2 separate regions of the Homo sapiens genome follow, and region 2 is linked to region 1. Evidence: chromatin contacts called from ENCODE Hi-C data. All regions are on one chromosome and are shown on one strand. Each heading gives the region's core, a stretch centred on a gene start or an enhancer-like site at or near the end of the contact. The rest is flanking DNA. Distances are from core to core; before and after follow the strand shown. Region 1 has its middle 100 kb from the start of SAMSN1-AS1. Region 2 holds the start of BTG3 (BTG anti-proliferation factor 3).

Region 1 (5,005 bases), core at 1,407-3,906:
CTTGAAGTCAGTTAATTTCACTTCCTGTTTTCTGGGCCACTTCACCTCTCCACTATATCCAATTAATCAATACTTTCTAGTAATACCACATCGAATAATAAAACTCACATCAGAAGCCACCATCACTCCCACCTCATTTTTAATGGCCCATGCCTTATTGACCAGCTCTGTAATTACTTACCAGGCTCACTGCATGCCATTTACTTTAGCACCAACAAACTCATTCCCTTGCTGACCGGTGTGGATATGCCACTCCCCTACCTAAGTCAGTGCTTTTTCTTCATCTAAAGTACCATATGTTAATCTGGAGTTTGAGTCTTGAAATACCTTCTAAAATCTATATACATTTGGGTTTTTCTGCATCAGTGCTTATTTTTCTTGGTTGACAATGCACTGCGTCCTTCATATTCTAAAACAGGCCTGGAATTCATTCAAGATGAATATCTTCAGAACAAAGCCAAAGACTTTAGCATAGACTGCAAGAATTATTTTTGAGATAAAGTTTCAATCTTGTTGCCCAGGCTGGAGTGCAGTGGCACGATCTCGGGCTGCCCGGGTTCAAGCAATTCTCCTACCTCAGCCCCCAGAGTAGCTGGGACTGCAGGTGTGCGCCACCACGCCCGGCTAATTTTTGTATTTTTAGTAGAGACGGGGTTTCACCATGTTGGCCAGAATGGTCTCAAACTCCTGACCTTGTGATCTGCCCACCTTGGCCTCCAAACGTGCTGGGATTACAGGCATGAGCCACTGCGTACAGTCAACTGCAAGACTTTCTATGATCTAACCCCAAAAGACCTCTGCCATTCCAGGGTCACCATCTGCCCCAAACACTTAATGCCCAGCCATATCATACTCCTTTTAAGGTCCTCTAACTGCACCAACTTTCTAACTTTTCCATGTTTTTGCACATGTTGCTTCTCCTTGTATTTTGGACTCTTCACCATCATTTATTGTCCAACTTCAACTCCCTTTTCAAAATCAAATTAGAAGTCACTTTTTCTGTGAAAGTTTCTCAGCCTCCACTATGCTAATATGCAGTTGATAGCTTTATCTTAGTTTGCTGTGGTACCTGGGCATATCTCTATCATGACAATTTTCAAATAATATTGTAGGTGTGTATGCAGCTGGCCCACTTTGAAGAGTGGGCTACCAGAAAAAAGAAGTTGTATTTTATTCTTGTTGGTAATCTCAGAGTCCAGCAGTATCTAACACTTAGTAAGTGCTCAGTCAAACTTTGATGAGGCAAAGAGCATAAAGTCAGCTGAGCAAGAAGACAGAGACTTTTGATGGAAACAGAAAACTTCAGGGCCATATTTCACTCATGAAAACCATCCCCAGGGCAATAACTAATTAATAGCAGGCATTTGGTAGAGGCGTGTTGCTGAGAGTGAACCCCTTTAAAAATCGAAATGATAGAAAGTTTTTAGTTACATTATGCACTGACAAATTACTTGAGCAAAAGCTGAGAACTAACTGTCTGCTTATAGCAAAAGGAACTTGAAATAAGGAAGTGACATCCCAGGGTGCAATCACATGTTACTTAAGAAATTCAGCAGAATTTTAGCAGTAGAAAAATTTAGCAATTGAAACCAACCCTGAATAGAATTCTTTTCTTAGTTCCAATTGGCTATGTATAACCATTTACTCACAAGGCAAAATTGGAAATTAATATTAGAAATACCTATCATTCCATTTATAGTAAATAATTATGCTGGATTTTACTATATATTGAGTTGCAGATACAGTTGTTCCCAATCCATAATTATGCTTCGTTTTTTTGTTTTTTGAGACGGGGTCTCGCTCTGTCACCATGCTGAGAGTGCAGTGGTGTGATCTCGGCTCACTGCAACCTCCGCCTCCTGGGTTCAAGCGATTCTTGTGCCTCAGCCTCCTGAGTAGCTGGGATTACAGGCATGCACCACCACACTCAGCTAATTTTTGTATTTTTAGTAGAGATAGGGTTTCACCATGTTGGCCAGGATGGTCTCGATTTCCTGACCTTGTGATCTGCCCACCTCAGCCTCCCAATGTGCTGAGATTACAGGTGTGACATAATTATTCTTAATTAACCATTTTGTTGTTTGTGGTCTTATAAAATCTTTAGTTAAAAGAAAACCTGACTGTCACAATCAAGGTTCCAGGCCCCGGAATGAGGGACGCCAGATGAGAAACGAGACTTAGTGATGATTTCTATAACAACATTTATCCCAACCACACATTACATTTGTAATCTCTTAGACCTTGTAAAGGGGATTTTATTAAAACTACAAAAAGTAAACGTATATGGATCTAAATAATTAAGACAGAGAAGATAAAGTTAGCATCTGAGGCTGCAGGTAGGATGGATTTCAGCTGAGCTGGAACTAGAGCAGAAGCAACCTGTGAGAAGGGTTATAGACAGACGTGCGAAAGAAGGTGTTTAAGAAGTGTTGCAACTTTCATTTTCACATTCTCAATGTTCTCACTCTGGTTTTTGTGTGACCCCAGACTGATATGTCTTCCAAAGCAGTACCCAATGGCTGGAATTCGTGTACATTATCATTTATTATTTTAAATGTTTTCAGAGTTATTGTGATCTCTTCTGCCACACCAAATTTATGCAGAGTCCTTGGCAAAGAATGTAGTGGACTTGCCCACATTCCACTCCATTCCCTGTCCTCTGACCTTCAGCACAGACCACAGAACAATGGTTGAGAACGCAGACTATGGGAGCCAGACTGTCTGGTTTCCGGTGTCCGTGACCATGAGCAGACTGTGTGCTTTGCATTCTTCCATCTGTCTAATGGGGACAATAATAGTTCCTCCCAGGCTTGTTATAAAAATGAATAGTTACTGTCAACTCTAAGCAAAGCTCTTAGATCAGTTCCTGGAGCATCACAAGGCCCTGTATGTGCTTGCAAAATAAATAAATAGCTCCACTTTGGGCAGGTAAAGTGAAGTGTTGAGTAAATTGTTTCTTCATAGTGAATAAAGAAACGGTTATGGAATGCCCAGCATAAGCCTTAAACACATCCACTCTTCCCCCTGGGTGAAGCCAACAATGATACTAGGGGGATAGTTATCATTCCTGCCTGCAACCCAGAACTGAGGAAAGAGGACCAGGAAGAATATCAGGGCTCCTATAACCTTACCCTTTATTTTTGCAAATAAAGGAACTGAAAGAGTTTAAAGAATTTGCTGAAAGCCACACCACATATTTAGTGTGAGTCACAAACCCATTTCTTGTGACTATCAGCTTAGCTCTCTCCATTATACTCATGTCATTAGAGTGGTTATGACAGGAAAGCAGAAGAAAGGCCAGGAGTCCAGGGGTTCCTTGATGAAACACCATGGAGATGTAACAGGCAAAGAAAGAAGATGGGGCCCCAAAATATAACTTTCTCTACCAGTTCTGCCAGAACTTCTCAGACTGGCTTAAGCAAATAACTTTGCACAATTTTTTCATCAGCTAAGAGAACAGTTTATGAATGCCTTAAATAAATTTGACTATTTTTTAGCTTAATTGATAAGAAAATGCATTTCCATTTACAGAAACTAAAAGTAACCTACTTGAAAACTCAGTCCTCAAGCTTTAGAGTTTGCGTGCACTCTGTAGGAATGCATAACTGTAGGAATGGGGTTATGATTTGCCTTTGGGAATTCTTGAAGTGAGTCTGTTTACTCTTGTATTTCAGCACCTAGCCCAGTGCACAGCATTCAGTGAATATTTCTGATTTCCTATTTTAGTGTATATCAGCGGCCCTCAAACTTTACTGAACATGAGAATCACTTGGCAGAGCTTGTTAAAAAAAGGTGGATTCCCTCAATACAACCCCTAGAGGAGAATGGCCCAGCAGGCCTGTGGGGCATTTTTAACAAGGTGCTCTTGATTCTGAGGGAGGCAGTCTTACATAATGCTCAAATTGGAAATATAAATAATAAGCTCATATCAATTTGTCACCTTTAGAATTTGAACCAAAATTTCCCCCACCTACACATGCCTCACAAAGCTATGTTATAGGTGCTCTCTAACTCACACGCCTCAGGGATCCCATCAGCACCATGTTTTTTTCTAGCCAGAATTCTAATGAAATGTAAGAGTAGTATTCTCCTCATGCAAAACTTAATTCTGTCAACTCTTTCTCAATATTTGGTTATTTTTGTTAGTGAGGCTTAATTGCAGAGAGCTGTTTAGAGAAATGTTGAAGGGCTAAATTTGACATTTTCAGCACAATGGAAGATTTTTGACCTCCTGGACTAGAGACTTAGTCAATATATCTTCAAGTCTATCCTTTTGCTTGTTTTCAAATACTATAAATTAGGACAATGATCTCAGAGTAGGGCTCACATCATGAGAGGCAAGGTGACTGCGGAGCAATTATATGACTGATACTAGCCTTTGAGGACAGGTTTCCACCAGAAGGTTGTCTGGAGTCAGTATGAGACATTCTGAAAACAAGTGATGTTTCACATGCCCACAGATACACATTTAGGCCCGAATTCTCCATATTCAAAGGTCTACGGGGTTCCAGTGCTCACCTCTGGGGGCTTTTTTGTTAGTAGATTTGGCTCTCATAACAAGTGACAAGATTATGGCTGACACTCAAGTCTCTGGCTTATGTGGAAAATGTCATTATTTACAATTTTCCTCCTTTGGAAATATTAAAGAAAATACGTTTGGTGGTTTAATTATCATCAAAAAGTAATTGAGGGAGACTGGGTACATAGAACTATAGTAGGAGTTAGAAAGTGTAAATTAATCTATAGAAAAGTGATAGCTCTAGAAGGCTATGCTATAAACAAAGTAACAGACACACTGGCCACTGACAAGTTAAATAAGAAAGAACCTAACATGAATGTAAGTACAGAGTCAAGTATCTGTTGAGTGGATGGACGCAAAGGAATTTGTGGATTTACTACTTTCCTTACACCCTCTACACTTTCCAAAGCGTGACCTGGCACACTTGAATAGATTCACTGTGTGCTGAAAGAGACCACTCTTATTGCTATTTCAAGGGAAATATTT
Region 2 (5,005 bases), core at 652-3,151, 2.9 Mb after region 1:
CCAGAACCCTAGAATGAGAAATTCACCTTCTACAGCCAGCTAGCAGGCACCGGGCATGGGTCCACACACGAGTGTACACGTATACATAACCCCAGCCCACCACGACTGCTGTGCAGCCTCCTCCTGAAAAATGTAAGCCATTTCCACTTTGTAAAGCTACGTTTATATTCCACCACGATACGATGGAAAAGAAAACCCAAGGCAATTTAATATACGGGTTGGGAAGAAAGTTTTGCTGATGGAACTACATTAGCCTCCACTCCAGCAAAGCAAACAAGGAACCACACTAAAGAAATGTACTGAATCTTTTAACTAGATCTTTCTCCTCATTCATTACATTTGCCAACTATGTGCCACATATCTGAGTTCTGGATTTGTTTCTGTTTGCTCTGCTTCATATAAAAAAATAGAAAAGAAGGAAAGAACCACTTAGTGGTTGCTTTTGGTTGTAACACAAGATGACTCATTTGGACTTTTGTTTTCCCCGTTTGAAGAAATGATAGCTCGAACAGCTGAAAAATAAGCCCACTCCCACCAGTATTCTAGGAGTACCAAAAGGTGAAAGAGGGAGAGTTACAGTCAGGGCAAGAACCACCAGAGGCAAGCAGGGCCAAGAAGACCTCAGGCGTCTTGAGTAAGTAGGCGTCCTCCACCCACACTCAGAGCAAAAGGCTCCCATTTTAAATATCGCACGGTGACGTCATCCTGGGACCTCGTCACCGCGGCGGCTGCTCCTCAAGTTCTACTTTGTTCCACAAGGCTCCTCTGCTCACGGCTGCGTGGATAAAACCCAAAGGGAATCCAGAATCAAGCTCGGCCTCGCAGGAGTTTATAACTTTTGTACTTTTCCCTCCCTTGTAACGAAAAGCTAATCGCAAACGTTTCTAGGAACACATTTTTCTCCTGATAGACGTTCCCAAGGTGGAGGGCGCGAGAAGACTGGCCCGTGGGGTGAGGAGCCCCGGCCCGACCTCAGCGGCGCCACAAAGCCATGAAGAGGGGAAATAATTTTCCAAGGGGCTAAGAGTTGGACTTTCTGAAGCCATCGAAACCTGCTGCTAGGCTCTCCCGCTGGGGTTTTGAGAGAGGTAGGTGAGGAGGGATCAAACATCTCCACCCGCTCTTGAAAGAACCGCCTTGAGCTGCGCCCAACTTCTGCAATCCCGGTTTTCCCCAAGTTCAAGGGGAAGGGCCCTGGCGCCCAATGCCCAGCCTCCCCGACAACATCCTCGCCAGGGTGCGCCTGCCCCGCGGGTCCGCTGTCCCCGGCGGGCGGCCCTGGGTTCGAGGACCCGGCTTCCCGGAGGCGCGACTCTCCAGCAAACAAGCGGAGCTCCAGAAAAAACACCGACGCGAAGGGGGTGGACAGAGGGTGGGAAGCCGCGGGGTTGTCGCCCACCCGGAGGCGGAATGTAACGCGCTGTGGGAAACGTGGCAGGAGCCCTGAGGCGGCGTCTTTTTCCTCAGGCGCCCGCCGAGGGTCCCGCGGAAAGCCTCGCGGGCCGCCCTCGCGGCCCGCAGCCCCGCTCTGGCGCCGAGCCGGAGCCCATGCAACCTGGTTCCATCCCCTGCCCCTCCCCTGTCCCCGGTGCGCCGCCCGCCAGCGAGCCTTCGACGTGGCCGCAGGGGCGACGGGACCACCCTCCCCCGATACCCACAGCCCCGCCATGTCTGCCTTTCCCCGGCCCGGTCTCCTCACCGCCGCTGCCGCCGCCGCTCTTCGGCCGGAGATTCGGCGGCCCAGACCGTGTCCTGGCCGGGAACTGAGGGCTCCGCCTCAACGGGCCCGCGCTGGGCAACAGGGAGCGCAGCGAGCCTCGTCCGGCGCGTGCGGCTCCCGCGTCGTCGGGCGGCCAAGCGCGCGTTGAGAGGACTGGCGGGCGGACGAGCGCGCACACGAGTGAGCGCAGCCCCAAAGCGGCGCGCAGGGGGCTCGCGGCCCGGAAGAGGGGAGGGGCGATGACCCGGGAAAGGGTTGGCGCGCGCGGGATCGGCTCGCGCGCCTGAGGGGCGGTGCCGGGGGCGGGGCTTCGCCGCGAGGCCACCCCCGAGCCCCGGGCCTAGCCGCACGGGAGGCGACACACCCTCGCCCTACCCTGAGCCTGGCGCAGACCCTCGACCGCGACGGCGCGGTCCGCAGAACCGCGGGCTTCCCTCCCCGGCAAAAAGCGGCGCTGAAGGCCTGTGGGACCCCCGCCCGGCCGCCCTACGTGCGTCAGCGCCTTCGGGGGTCGCGCGGGCTTGGTCCTTTCGGCTGTCTCGGCCTTTTTGTTTCCCCCTCAGGTCTCTCCACGCTGCACTTGACACCCTCAGGGCGGAATGGCGAGTTCTAGACCCAGCTCTCTAGACCCGGGGCTTCATGGGGGACACGGACTCGACGGGAAGGGGAACTTGGCATTTATGGACAGATCCTCATCCTTCTTGCTGTAGTCAATTACACGCACGTTAACCGTGCAGCCGCCCTGCTGTATTTTAGGCGGTTGTTGGCACTCCTAGTTGGGCCCTTCCCTGGCCCCTCACAGCAGGGCCTGCCTCCTGTGGACGCTTGTGTGCTGCCCTGGCACCGGCCACTGTGTTTTGCATAAAGGAGAGGCTCCAAAGATGTTGGCCAAAGGAATGAAGCCTTGAGAGTCCAGGCTTTCTATTTCTGAGACACTCTACTCAAGGACTTCCCAGATGCAAAGCTTCATCTTTGAGCAAATACAAATATGGAGAGGGAACATTAACTTTCTGAAGAAAAGAAGGAACATCTTTTCAACCTTTTATATTGAGTTAACACCATGGTCTTAGTTTTGTGAAAGCACTTTAATACATCCAACTAGCGGGAGGAATACAAGATATTCCTACCTTTTTATTATTATTATTAAAAGAGGGCTAAACCATGTTGTAAACTACTTAAGAACTGAATGTTCAAGTTGTACAGTATATTGGCCAGATTCCTTACTGCCCACTAGGCTTGGGAGCATGTTTTCAGCTCAGTTTTATGAATGTTTTAAATTTGTATTACTGATCTTTGTTATAGCCAATTAGCAATTCAAAATGGTAATTTTTTTAGCAGTAATAAATATACCATCCCCCAAACAGTACAATAAACTTTATTTGTAAAAAAAAAAAATTATACTCTTCTAGGACTTAGTCTACTTACTGGTACATTTAAAGAGGATATTTACACCTTGGAGTCTTCTAGGAGGTGTGAAGGTGTTTTTATTTTAAAATCATAACAATCTGATGAGGTTATTTTTACAGATAAAGGCCTTTAATTCTGCAGTTTCATAAAATAGCTAGGTAACCACCCACATTACTCAAAATTTGTCCAGAAATTTCTATAGTTTAGGATTAGTATTTTGTGTAGTATTTATAAATCTGTGGTCCACATTTTCCAGTCTTAGAGCAGTACCATATTCAAAAAATACAGGCAAGAACCTGAAACCCAATTTCAAAATGACTTTTAAAAAATTCTCAGGCTGGGCACTGTAGCTCATGCCTGTAATCCAGTACTTTGGGAGGTCAAGGAGAGAGGATCATTTGACTCCAGGAGTTCAAGACCAACCTGGCCAACATCATGAAACCCAATCTCTACAAAAAATACACAAATTAGCCAGGTGTGGTTGCATGCAGCTGTAGTCTCAGATACTCTGAAGGCTGGGGTGAGAGGATCACCTGAGCCCAGGAAATTGAGGCTGCAGTGAGCTATGATAACATCATGGCACTCCAGCCTGGGTGACAGAGCAAGACTCTGTCTAAAAAAAGAAAAAAAAATTCTCATAGCTGAACACTGTGAAATAGACACATAGCAAACAATGTCTCTTAAACACTTTTTCTCTCATCCACTTCCCTTGCACACACAGTATTTGTTTTTATGTCTCTTTCAAAACTTGCCCTACTCTTGTGTGCTTCAGATGCTTTGCCCCAGCTCTCTTTCCTTGTGAGTTGGAATCACAAAATCACAAATGAATTGGTATGGCAAGGCAGAGCCCTCCTCTTTATGGGACTGAAAGAGGAGAGCTGCTATAAACTAAATGTTTGTGTCCCTCGCAATATTCGTATGTTGGAGACTAAATCCCCAATGTGATGGTATTTGGAGGTGGGGCCTTTGGGAGACACTTAGGTCATGAGGGTGGAACCTTCATGAATGGAATTAGTGCCCTTGTAAGTGGAAACATGAGAGAGATGATCACTCTGTCTGCTCTCTTGCCAAGTGAGGATATAGGGAGAAGACAGCAAACCAGAAAGCATACCTTCACCAGACACTGGATCTGCTGGTACCTTGATCTTTAACTTCCCTACCTCCAAACTGTGAGAAATTTCTGTTGTTTAAGCCACACAGTCTATAGTATTCTGTTATAGCATCCTGGAATAAGACAGGAGCAGAGCTGATGTAAATAATTACAGTAGTTCCCCCTTATCCACGGTAGGATATGTTCCAGGATCCCCAGTGGATGTCTGAAACTGCACATGGTACCAAACCCTATGTATAATTTATAAATTAGGAACAGTAAGAGATTAACAATAATTATAATAACAGAACAATTATTATAGTACACTGTAATAAAAGTTATGTGAATGTATGCTCGCTCTCTCTCAAAATATCTTATTGTACTGTACCACTGGTAACTAAAACTGGTGAAAATGAAACCAGGGATAAGAGGGAACTACTATACTCATTAATATGTATTTCCATTTCACAGCTAACTTTAAGATATTCACTTCTATTGTGTGTTAATGGTGTAGTTTGCTTTTAGCACAAGTGGTTTCTTATGAAAATGAGCCACTCTAATATGTCTAGGGCTTTATAATCACAGGAATCATCACACACATCCTGTGGTTGTGTCTCAGAGTTGCAGAGAATGCAACTTAGAATCAACAAAATCTGTGAAATAGCTTTCAAAATTAGGACTTATTTTCACTAAATATGTGAGTCTTTAAAATCCTTTGAACTCAAGAGTTCAGCATTAAAAGCAAAACAGTCGGCGGGTCGTGGTGGCTCACGCCTGTAATCCCAGAA

Evidence for each region. A loop is a pair of places that touch in the nucleus more often than their neighbours do. Pooled maps may share reads with other maps.
Region 2: a loop to region 1 is called in a map with no recorded cell type, with 7 times the contacts of the local background. The contact joins the promoter of BTG3 here to the enhancer-like site in region 1. A Hi-C loop is called at or near these places in 1 of 168 maps with a recorded cell type or tissue (naive thymus-derived CD4-positive, alpha-beta T cell), 1 of 37 single-sample maps with no recorded cell type and 7 of 50 pooled maps.

Annotation. Positions count from the first base shown.
Region 1 is chr21:14,684,240-14,689,244 of GRCh38, forward strand. No RefSeq gene overlaps it. Among named protein-coding and RNA genes, the nearest start is that of SAMSN1-AS1, 100 kb to the left of the region's middle. RefSeq lists a silencer at 175-284 and enhancers at 2,493-2,542, 2,563-2,662. Within about 2 kb of position 2,657, at least 7 of the 41 ENCODE cell types and tissues checked have a DNase peak (open chromatin) inside an H3K27ac peak, as active enhancers do.
Region 2 is chr21:17,611,000-17,616,004 of GRCh38, forward strand. It overlaps BTG3 (BTG anti-proliferation factor 3), which reads right to left and starts at 1,902. Exons shown (of 5, transcript NM_006806.5): 1 at 1,700-1,902. It overlaps BTG3-AS1 (BTG3 antisense RNA 1), which reads left to right and starts at 687. Exons shown (of 1, transcript NR_149073.1): 1 at 687-3,115. It also overlaps a transcript of CXADR not described here.